Linked DNA regions of Homo sapiens: region 1 is linked to region 2. A link is an interaction called in ENCODE POLR2A ChIA-PET data of the cell type or tissue named here. Cell type or tissue: CD4-positive, alpha-beta T cell. All regions are shown on one strand. Links, peaks and the distances in the headings refer to the core of each region. The heading gives the core; the rest is flanking DNA.

Evidence for each region. ChIA-PET counts read pairs that join two places held together with the same protein. Peaks named below come from ENCODE experiments on the same cell type or tissue, not always from the same donor. Only the 100,000 strongest peaks of a DNase experiment are listed, where the experiment ranks them.
Region 1: POLR2A ChIA-PET joins it to region 2 with 5 read pairs; 9 of 35 experiments call an interaction of 5 or more read pairs at or near these places.

Annotation. Positions count from the first base shown.
Region 1 is chr15:65,882,604-65,887,603 of GRCh38, forward strand. The region is part of intron 4 of RAB11A (RAB11A, member RAS oncogene family); the gene reads left to right. Among named protein-coding and RNA genes, the nearest start is that of RAB11A, 16 kb to the left of the region's middle. In CD4-positive, alpha-beta T cell, for the core only: no CTCF peak of the experiment used is centred there; a DNase peak (open chromatin) is centred at 2,218; H3K27ac peaks cover 270 bases.
Region 2 is chr15:65,799,941-65,806,632 of GRCh38, forward strand. All of the region lies in intron 1 of LOC105370866 (a long non-coding RNA gene), which reads left to right. Among named protein-coding and RNA genes, the nearest start is that of DENND4A, 11 kb to the left of the region's middle. In CD4-positive, alpha-beta T cell, for the core only: no CTCF peak of the experiment used is centred there; no DNase peak of the experiment used is centred there; H3K27ac peaks cover 450 bases.

The DNA of each region.
Region 1 (5,000 bases), core at 1-5,000, 82 kb after region 2:
TATCAGAAAATTTACATTGTTACTTCAGAGTTAATTGTGTTGTTGGTTTCAGAATAGACCCATGGCATTCTTGACACCCATGAATTTGAAAGTGACTCCATGAGATGATTTTGCTGATGGTATTTTTTTAGAGGTAGTTTACTAGTATGAGAGTGAGACTGGTAGATTGCTCCGCCTCTGAATTTCAGTACAGCTTTGTCTTTTCTCAGGTTCACTAAAGGATGTTTTTAATACATACCTTTTACTTTTTTATTTTAACTTTGCATTTTGACAATTTCAAATTTAAAGAGGTTGAAATAATAGTAAAAAGAATTTGCAAATATCCTTCACCCATATTCCTCAGATGTTAATATTTTACCACATCTGCTTTGTCCTTTTCTTTCTCTTCGCTCTAAATATATACATATTTTTTCGGCACCATGTGAGATTAAGTGGCAGACATGATGACCCTCATCCTTGAGTACTTTTCAGTGTATATTTTGTAAAAACAAGGATATTCTCTTTTATAGCCACAGTATAATTATCAAAATCAGAGAGTTAGATAATAGTGCCACATCAGTGTTTAATTACAGACCTTATTCAGATTTTGCCAGTTGTTCCAATAATACCCTTATTAGCCAAAGAAAGTCCAAGATCAGGTCATGCGTTTCATTCAGCAGTCATATCTCTTTAGTCTCCTCTAATCTCGAACAGTTCCTCAATCTTTTGTTTATTGACCTTGACATTTTTGAAGGGTACAGTCCAGTTATTTTGTTGTGTACCTCATTTTGGGCTTTTCTGATTTCTTTCCTCATGATTAAACTCAAGTTATACACTTTTGGCAGGAACACCACAGAAGTGTTCTCAGTGCATCATATCAGCAGGTTTGTGATAATTGGATGTCCTATTAATTACTAGTGATGTTAACTTTGACCACTTGGTTAAGGTGATGTCTGCTAGGTTTCTCCATGTAATTAATATGTCCAGGATATCTTTTTAGCATGAACACTAAATTCTTTTTTTTTTCCCCTGAGTCTTGTTCTGCCAGGCAAGACTCTGCCTCCTAGGTTCAAGCAATTCTCGTGTCTCAGCCTCCCGGGTAGCTGGGATCATAGGCCTGAGCCACCATGCTCTCTAATTTTGTATTTTAAGTAGAGACCGGTTTTACCATGTTGGCCAGGCTGGTCTCTAACTCCTGGCCTCACGTGATTCGCCTGGCCTCCTAAAGTGCTGAGATTACAGGTGTGAGCCACCGCCCCTGGCCTTATTCTGCTTTTGGTATGTCAGAAAATTTCCATAAAAAAAAAGTTAGAGATGTATTAACTGAATTACTACATTTTCCAAAATTAAGAACTAATTTCTCAGAAGTTGAAAAACAGTAAGCTGTAGTCAACTGAATATGTAAACTAACAAAAACAGACAGCAAGTGTATCTTTTCTTAGATTCTTTTGTGGGGGAAGGGGAGTGGCTAAAATTTATGTCTGAGAAGGTTGACAGTGGTTCAAATGTGAAGAGGCATTAAGGAAAGACAACTAGGATTCAATAAAGACAGGCTACTAAAATTAAAATTAAAAAAAAAAAGGATATGGAATCTTTATTTAGATTTTGTTTCAATGAAAAAGGATGGGATGGGAGGGTGCCAAGGCTAAAGAAAAGGATTTACCTTTCAGTCATTCAATCAGATGAGTGGCTAAGGAATAAAGATAATTAACTTGCATCTTTAAGCTTTCCCTCTAGTCTCAAACTGGGAGGCTCTTCTTTTTCAAGTGTAAATTATGTGTGTAAATTAAGATGAAATATGTAACCCACTGTAAGTTTTAACTTCCTTATAAATTGTTTTGAAGATTAAATTAGGGGAACCAAAACAAAGAAAAGTTCTTACATAAAAAACAAATATATGTAAAACTGGAAGAGAGGGAAAGGCAGACTTCTCAAAGAACATAGAGAAGTAAATAATTAAAGAGATCTCATTACAAAGCAAGAAATTTGAGCAGTGTTGGTGTGTTACAAGTACAGCATACTGTTTTTTAGAAATAGATTACTGCTGCACTTACTCCAGTTACCAAAAAGGATGTCTGCTAATAAAAATGCCACCAAAGCAATAAAGAGTGATTGGCTTTAAGAGGTTCCACAAGTAATTTACATACTTAAGTCTCTTGTGGCTGGGTGTGTCATTAAAAAAAAAAAAAAACCAAACCAAAAACCTGATAAGAAAGTAGGAAGCAGGTAACTTCTAGCTGTCTGATTAGAGAAGGTTATTTCATTGGGAGTTTTGTGGGGGTGGGGGGGTATGCTAAACTAGATCTATTTCCTTCTTTCAAAGGCATGTTCTCCTTTAGAACCAAATGAATATACCAATTCCTATGCAGTCGCCCCCACCGTTTTTTTTTTTTTTTGGAGACAGGGTCTCACACTGTCCCCAGGCTGGAGTGCAGTGGTGCAGTCTCAACCTCACTGCTCACTGAGTGAGACTCTGTCTCAAAAAAAAAGGCATTCTCCTACATAATCACAATACCATATGTCGTATCCAAGAAATTTAACATTTATACAGTTTTTTTTTTTTTTTTTTGAGACAGTGTGCTCTGTTGCCCAGGCTGGAGTGCAGTGGTGCTATCTCACTACAACCTCCCCTCCGGGACAAGCGATTCTCCTGCCTCAGCTTCCCAAGTAGCTGAGACTACAGGCGGGTGCCACCCCACCTGGCTAATTTTTTTTTTGTATTTTTAGTAGAGACGGGGTTTCACCATGTTTGCCAAGATGGTCTTGATCTCCTGACCTCGTGATCCGCCCGCCTTGGACTCCTAAAGTGCTGGGATTACAGGCGTGAGCCACCTCGCTTGGCCCATTTATACAGTTTTTAATGTGCAATCCATATTCATATTTCTTCAGTATACTAATAATGTCCTTTGTAGATTTGTTTTTTAATTAAAAAATTCAAGATCCATTTAAAGATCACATGTATAGGAGCCAAGGGAAGTGTCCCTATTGCCCTCTGAAGGTTTGCTGAAAGCTATCTGATACAGCTTTGGACCTTTCACGAGGTCCAAACGATAGGTAGAGGTTAGGAAGAAAAAGAATCCTGCTTTATCATTTTTATATCATTTAGATTTCTCTTGTAGGAGATCTAAATAGAAACCTCTGAAAGTTTGCTGGAAAATCAACTCACAAAAGGCATTTTAATTGGAGAAAAGGCATACGAAATTTATTAACATGTACACTGTACACTGGTTTTCTCTGGGGAGAACCAGAGAGATGACCCACCTCCCAATGGCATTCAGAGGCTTATGCCATTCTGGCAAAACAGGTTATGGGAAGGAGGAGAAAAGGAATTCTGTTGAGGGGATTACTGGGGAGGATGAACGGATCAGTGGACAGAAATTAATTGGTACATTATCTCGTGAAAGAGTCTGTTTAAGTGTGGTTACATTCTTGATCTTACAGGGAGGGGAAGAAAAAACAATTGTCCCTTTTAGTGGGTCTGGATCTCAGGCAGATGAAGGAACTTCAGCTTCATCCTGTGCCAGGGAGAGAGGATGAGGGGGAGAAGGTCAGAGAGACCTTGAGGCTTCTTTAGTTCAGCATATCAAAACGCCATTTTGGAGTATGGGTTTCTGAGCCTTAACAGATGGAATTGTTTTGTATCTGGGATGTTGAATAAAGTAGCCACAGGTTACTATTGAGCACTTGAAATGTGGCTAGTTAGATGAGGAATTGGATTTTAAATTTTATTTAATTAAAATAGATGGCTACTCTCTTGGATAGCACAAATTTAGAACATTTATCCCCATCTCAGTCTGGATTTATCTCATTATTTCCTCATGATTAAATTAGTTTTAAATATTTTTGTCAGGAATACATGGTGTCCTTTATAGGAATACATTGTGTCTTTCCTAGTACATCGTATTAGGAGGCTAATTGTGTTAATTTGACACATTTTTAGAATTATCTTGCTTTTTGAGAGTAGTGTTTTTGGAGGGACAACTGGGAGAGTAAACAAAAATAAGGTACATTCTCTGTTCTTAAGGACTTTATAATCTAGTCACAGGGAACAACTTTTAGGCAGTGCAGTATAAGACCAAACGTGTTACATACAGATACTTATTGTGGAGGAATTTAGTGACATTCATGCGGTTATTTATTTATCACAACACATGTTATATGTTGCAGTACAGCAGTAAGACAGACACAGTTTTGATCCTTACAGAGTTTAACACTTAGTAAAAGAGGCAGACACTAAATTATTTTTGATAAGTGTCATGAAATAAAAATAGAGTTTACATATAACATCTTAAGTTGCCTATTTTGTATCATTCTTTAATTACAATTTAAGTTTTGTTCAGGAGGTCACTGATAAACACATTATCTTTTTTTCCCTTCCAAGAATCGTTTGGGATTTTAGCATGTTTGTTAAGATGTACTCTGCCGAATGCGTCTGATAGTGCAAATTTATTTATTTTTTGTGTGGTACAATGTCATTGTGTGTAGGCAATTTTTGTTTGTTTGTTTGTTTTTTGGGGTAAAGGTAGACTGAAAATACTCTTATGGTTTACTTTGAATCTAAGTCCATAAACAATGTAATGCTATTGGCTTACCTCTTTTTTTTTTTTTTGAGACCGAGTCTTGCTCTGTTGTCTAGGCTGGAGTGCAGTGGCACGATCTCATCTCACGACAACCTCCGCCTCCCGGGTTCAAGTGATTCTCCTGCCTCAGCCTCCCGAGTAGCTGGGATTACAGGCACCCACCATCATGCTTGGCTAATTTTTGTATTTTTGTAGAGACAGGGTTTCACCATGTTGGTCAGGCTGGTCTTGAACTCCTGACCTCAGGTGATCTGCCTGGCCTGGTTTACCTCTTTAAACAAAGATTTATTTGACTGGTGAACCTTTCCCTCTGACATGGAAAAACCTTTGTTTCTTTTCTTACCCAAAGGGCAATTGTTAAAATAAAGGGTTGAATCTAATCAGTGGCTGTTTGAAAATAAAACTTTAAATTTATGTATTCTCTGTTCAGTTTCCTTAGGG
Region 2 (6,692 bases), core at 851-5,850:
AAGCATGAGAAGAGCTAGGACTAGAATCCAGATTCCTAGATTCCTAGTTTTTTAGTTTGTCTTTTACATAAATATCAATCGGTTCTTGGAATTCAGCATTCCAAACTCCCCATGAAATACACTGGATACATAGGAAAATCCTATTTTGGAGATGAAGAAACTAAAGCTCAGAAAGGCGTAATGAGTTTTCCCAAATCACATGGCTAGACGCCTTACAATCCCTGGGCCAATAGGCTTCTACCAAACCACACTGCCTTGTGGATTTTTAAAAAGTAAAATCTTAAATGCCATGTGCCTAGGCATAGAATTCATTCCCTCAATCTTTGTACTGTTATATACAATGCACTCTGCTAGTTGTCAGGAAAGATTACAAGACTATTTATTTTGTAAGACTAGATTTCTATTTTGCACGACTGAATATTGAACATTACCTAATTATTAGGGAAATGCATGTTTTTTGGTGGTTGATAGCTAGCAAGAAGTAAGTCTTGGTATACTACAACATTAGGAATATTTGTAAACTTTCACCTAAGGATGGGCTTCATTCAGATTCTTTACTGTTAATATATTACCCCATCCAGCTGGGTGCGGTGGCTCACATCTGTAATCCCAACACTGTGGGAGGCCAAGGCGCGTGGATCATGAGGTCAGGAGATCAAGACCATCCTGGCCAACATGGTGAAACCTTGTGCCTACTAAAAATACAAAAATTAGCCGGCGTGGTGGTGTGCCCCTATAATCCCAGCTACTCAGGAGGCTGAGGCAGGAGAATCGCTTGAACCTGGGAAGCGGAGGTTGCAGTGAGCCAAGATCGTGCCACTGCACTCCAGCCTGGGCGACAGAGTAAGACTCCATCTAAAAAACGGAAAAGAAAAAAAGAAAGAAAGAAAAAAAGAGTTCAGTGAAACTGGCCAAGTTGCATTAGAAGGAGAAAGTCAGTAGAGGTTAGTGTTGCAATCTGTAAATATACGTAAGGAATAGATCTAAGGAAGAAACTAAAAAAAGTAAGCAGAATGAAAGTATGGCCAGTAGTGAAACTATAATTTAGGGTAAGAAGTGGTTGCAGCTTTAGGAGAGTTTGCTGCTGGATTGTTTAGTTGACCCTTTATTTTACTTACTTAGGTTTGGTTTTATTTTTCTACAAAACGTATGCAAAGTCTAACACATTGCCTATGTAAATTTACTATGAACTACAAAATCTAATATAGAAGCTTTATTAGTACTTCAACTAAGGCACATATTTAAGAAAAAGCAGAATTTTAGAATGTTAGTAAGTCCTATGTCTAAAAACAATCAATGTAAAACAAATATTCATACCTAGAGAACACAGTGAAACTGTTTATAAGGAACTACCAAATGCAAAATAGACTCTAACTGATGTTATATAGAGTTTTCCAAAGCAACAGGGAAGTGGAAACCAGCACATTTGGGGATTAGAGTCTATTGGAAATAGTTACAGATGAAAGTTTTGGGAAAAATCGATAATGCCCACCCCAGTTCTCAGAACTGAGGAATTCAAAGAATTTGAATAACTGAAGCAGAAGTTCACATGGGTAAACAAGAATGCCATCTAGACTGGATGTAACTAAGCTGCTAACTAGAGTGGCTCTGAAAATATCTTCCAAAAAACTTTGCTCTTGTCACTACTGTCACTTTGAATTAAGAGAGAAAGATGTATGGCTTAAATGAGTGCACTGCCTGTGAGACAAGGTTTTGTTCCATATGTTAACCAGCTGTCGAGTAAAATTTGTCATTTTCCAGGACTGAAACAAGAAAGACACTAGTGATATATGTTTTGTTTGGAAGAGACTATGCAAAGCTTTGTACCATGATTATTAGCCTATCATTCCTAGGAAGCTTCATACCTGGGACCTAAGAAACCTCACTCAATATTTTTCTTTTTGGCCTAAATTTTTTGAAATAGGGAGTTACAATGCTAATTTTTTTCAAAAACTGTGCAGATACCTCTGGGAAACTTTTGTAAGGTCCTTTTAAAATATATATATATATTATATATATATAATATATATATATTATATATAATATATATAATATATATAAATATATATATAATATATATAATATATATAATATATTAAATATATATATAATATATATAATATATATATATAAATATATATATAATATATTATATATAATATATAATATATAATATATAATATATATAATATATATTATATATATAAATATATAAATATATAATATATATTTATAATATATATATAAAATATATTTATGTTATAAATATATAAAATATATTTATGTTATAAATATATAAAATATATTTATGTTATAAATATATAAAATATATTATATATATAAAAATATATAAATATATAAAATATATTTTATATATTTAAAATATATAAAATATATAAAAATATATAAAATATATATTATGTATATTTTATATATTTAAAATATATAAAAATATATATAAAATATATATATATATAACTTTAGCTGGGCATGGTGGTATATGCCAGTAGTCCTACCTACTGGGAAGGCTGAGGCAGGAGGATCACTTGAGCCCAGGAGTTCAAGGATGAAGAAAGCCATGATCGCACCACTGCACTCCAGTCTGGGTGACAGAGTGGGACCCTGTCTCTATTAAAAAACAAACAAACAAAAATCTATAACTTCAGAGGGAGTAGGAAAAGGAATTTTATTTTTAGCCAGCTGGGCATGGTGGGAGGCTCCTGTAGTCACAGCTACTTAGGAGGCTGAGGTGTGCCTGAGCCCAGGAGTTTGAGACCAGCCTGAGCAACATAGTGAAACCCCATCTCTAAATCAAGGAAAGAGAATTTTTGCATAGGATGAGGACTTGAGTAGAAGGCCTGGACATGAGGTAACTCATGGAAGGACTGTTTTTTTGTTGTTGTTTTATTTTTTTGTTTTGCTTTGTTTTTTGTTTTATTCACAACTGAGAAATTGTTAAGATATTAACAAATCCTAGTCCAGATTCAGGGATACTGGGGAGAAAACCCTGACTATTTTTTGTTTGTTTGCTTTTTAACTAACTACCTTCCTTCCACTCCAAAAACAAACCCAACTATATATTAATCATTCCCCGCTTTTGAGTATTTTATAATCAAGCCTATAATTGTTTGAAGGACAAATCAGCTCTTTTATTACACTACGTGTCACTCATTTTGTGAACAGTTGTCCCAGTTCTTAAGTACATAGTTTATAACAACCTATGTGTTTGTATAGGATGATTGTTAATTATCATCATCAAAAACATTCACATGTCTATATATATCCACACAAGTAGGCATTTACAAAGGAAATTCCAAAGACATATTCCCTTTCCTCAATCAGCCAATAATAACATTGACCCAAGACAATTAGTTTATGTGATAGATTTCTTGTTTCTCATTTTTATTCCTAAACCCCATCTCAAACCATGAAACCTCAAAAGGAATTGTGTAGGATCATATACCTTATTGGTACTCGATAAATGATGATCAACTGTTGTTATTCCATTCGTCTTCATAATTTTCTCATATTATAAAAAAGACAGTCATTTATTTATATGAGTACTTGCCTTTAATCCTGTTTTATCCTAAGCTGTAGAGTCTCTGCAGGAACCAACCACCTTAATCTTTATTAAAAACAGGGCTCATTCAGGGTAGAAGCTCAGAGAACTTATAATTTTTTTGTTTTACAGGCTCAGTGGCTCACACCTGTAATCTTTTTTTTTTTTAGATGAAGTTTCCCTCTTGTTGTCCAGGCTAGAATGCAGTGGCACGATATCGGCTCACTGCAACCTCCACCTCCCAGGTTCAAGTGATTCTCCTGCCTCAGCCTCCCAAGTAGCTGGGATTATAGGCCCGTGCCACCATGCCCAACTAATACTTTTATATTTTTAGTAGAGACGGGGGTTTCACCATGTTGGCCAGGCTGGTCTCGAACTCCTGACCTCAGGCGATCCACCCACCTCGGCCTCCCAAGTTGCTGAGAACCACCATGCCTAGCCACACCTGCAATCTCAACACTTTGGGAGGCTGAGGCAGGTGGATCACTTGAGCCTAGGAGTTCGAGACCAACCTGAGCAACATGGCAAAACTCTGTCTCTACAAAAAAATTTTTAAAAAAATTATCCAGGTGTGGTGGTCCACGCCTGTGATCTCAGCTACTTGGGAGGCTGAGGTGGGAGGATCACCTGAGCCCCAGGAGGTGGAGGCTACAGTGAGCCATGATTGTGCCACTGTACTCTAGCCTGGGCAAGAGAGTGAGACTTGTCTCAAAACAACAACAACAACCAAAAAAACTGGTTATTTACTAAAAGACCTTCATGTGAAAGTTACATAGAATACTTTTTCTCCTGGGCCAGGTGTGGTGACTCACACCTGTAATCCCAGAACTTTGAGAGGCTCAGGTGAGAGGACTGCTTGAGTTAAGGAGTTCAAGACCAGCCTGGGCAACATAGTGAAACCCCCATCTCTACTAAAAATGAAAAAGTTAGCTGGGCATAATAGTGTATGCCTATAGTCCCAGCTACACATGAGGCTGAAGATGGGAGTATTGCTTGAACCCAGGAGGTTGAGGCTGCAATGAGCTATGATAGCACCACTGCACTCCAGCCTGGGCAACAGAATGAGACCCTGTCTCAAAAATAAATAAATATATAAAGAATCCTTTTTTCTCCTAATCTCTCTCTCTCTCTCTCTCTGTGTGCTGTCTTCTCGGTTTGCAACAGTCACAGCAGCTATGTTACAACCACAGAACAAGGTTTTGCAACAGTATGGCCTTGAAATAGAATACTGCCCAGTTGAAAACTTAAGCAATCAAAATGGAATATATGAAACAATGCCTGCTAGACTTCATGTGTTGCTTCTTATTAAGGAAAGCTATTGCCTTTTTCAGGAGAATGTTACTCTTTAAGTGGCAGTTTACCCTCTTTATATCAGAGTTCTCAATTGCTGTACTATTCAGACATAGCAGTGCAACTAAGACATAATCCTGTTGTCTAAAGTGTTACTTTAGTCACTAAAATGCAGCTTCAGAAAATGTATGTGTGCAACTACTTGGTAAAAGTCATTGGTAAAAACTTACTGTAAATGTCTACGTACCTGAACTCCATCAGCATGTGAATTTAACAGCTGCAATAGTGCTCTGAAGCCAAAGCCTGTTTGTCAAAAATGTGTTAATCTCTTTCTCTCTCATTTTTTTTTTCAAGAGGCCTCATTACTCAGGCCCCAGATGACTTGCTTGGGTTTCAAAGTGTTTTCTTTTTCCTCAGTTTTGATTCTGATATGAAATTGAAATGATAAATAGCAGCATGTGGGCCACCCTGATACACTGAAAATTCTCCTTAGGCTACACATGGTTCATGATAACTGTGTAATATGCTGCCATTAGTACTGCTTATCTGGCCATCTCAAAATATTGTGTAAACACAGCATATCCACTCAAGGCCAGCCTAATGGGAGTAACTCTTCCACATTTTCTCCATTCCTACATGCATAAGGTTATTTTTAATGTGGAAACTTGAAGAATTTTTTTAAAGTTTTTTTTTCAGCAATTGTGGGTAGATTGCCCACCTTCTTATAAATGTCACACGCCGGTGGCCAACAGTTCAGTAATAGGGCTTTCCTAACCACACACAGTGCATCCAGCCAATCATCAGTCTCATGCTCTATCAAATAGTTTTAATCGTGTGACTGGGGGCACTATTTTAGGACAATTAGGTGAAACTGAACCCTCAGAATAAGCACGATTCTGGGGCAATATAGAATACCAGTTTCCTTTGCTCTTTTTTTTTTTTTTTCTATACAAGATTTTTGGTTTCTTGACTGGTTGGAATAACTTACTTTAGGTGATCTTGGCATTGGTTGAATTTTTCTATAAATTAAGATTTGTGTTAAGTAGTTTAATGGAAAGTCATGTACCGAATAAGCTGTTATAAGCACTCTTAAATCCTTCCTTATATAGCACTTGAAGCTGTGAGGAGTTACATAAAATTGTCTTCACTTAATCTATTTTGATTCATAGTTAATGAAAAGTGATTGTTCACTTGTTACATATAACAGGACCAAAGGATGGTGAAAATTTGACCTGAAAAGTGAAGAATCTCTTGCATTTGTGACAGTGTCTATATAATACAAAGAAAAGTGAAGATTTGATGTGTACTCAGTTCTAGTTATTTTGAGAAATGGGGAAAATTAGTCTGGACTTTGTGGTCTAAATTATTTCATTTGGATTGGTCTCTTTGGGTTTGACTCTTTACATTAAAAAAAATACTATTGCTTAAAAAAAATACTATTGCTCAAAAAAATGGCAGTGTGTCCATGTTGCTGATTCTCATCAGAAAAAGAAAGCAAATGAAAGCAACTATTGAAGTCTCCAGCAAGAATAAACAACCATGTATATTCCTCTTACATGCATTACAGAGCAAACGTAGTCATTCAACTTGCAGGAAAGAATCACACATTATGATTTTCATTTTGTTTTTCCCAGATTGAGGGAAAACTTTGTTTGGAAGTTTACCTGCATTTTAAAGCCCATTAATAAAAAGGATCTGGAGTTCAACTCTTATGAAGCTCACTATGATTCTTTAGCTAAAAGTTTCTTGGCTTAGCCTTAGACTTATGATTCAGATTATTCTCGGTCTGCTGGCTTAGTTCAGAAACCAAGCACCCTGTACAACTCTGAATTAGAAGTCACAA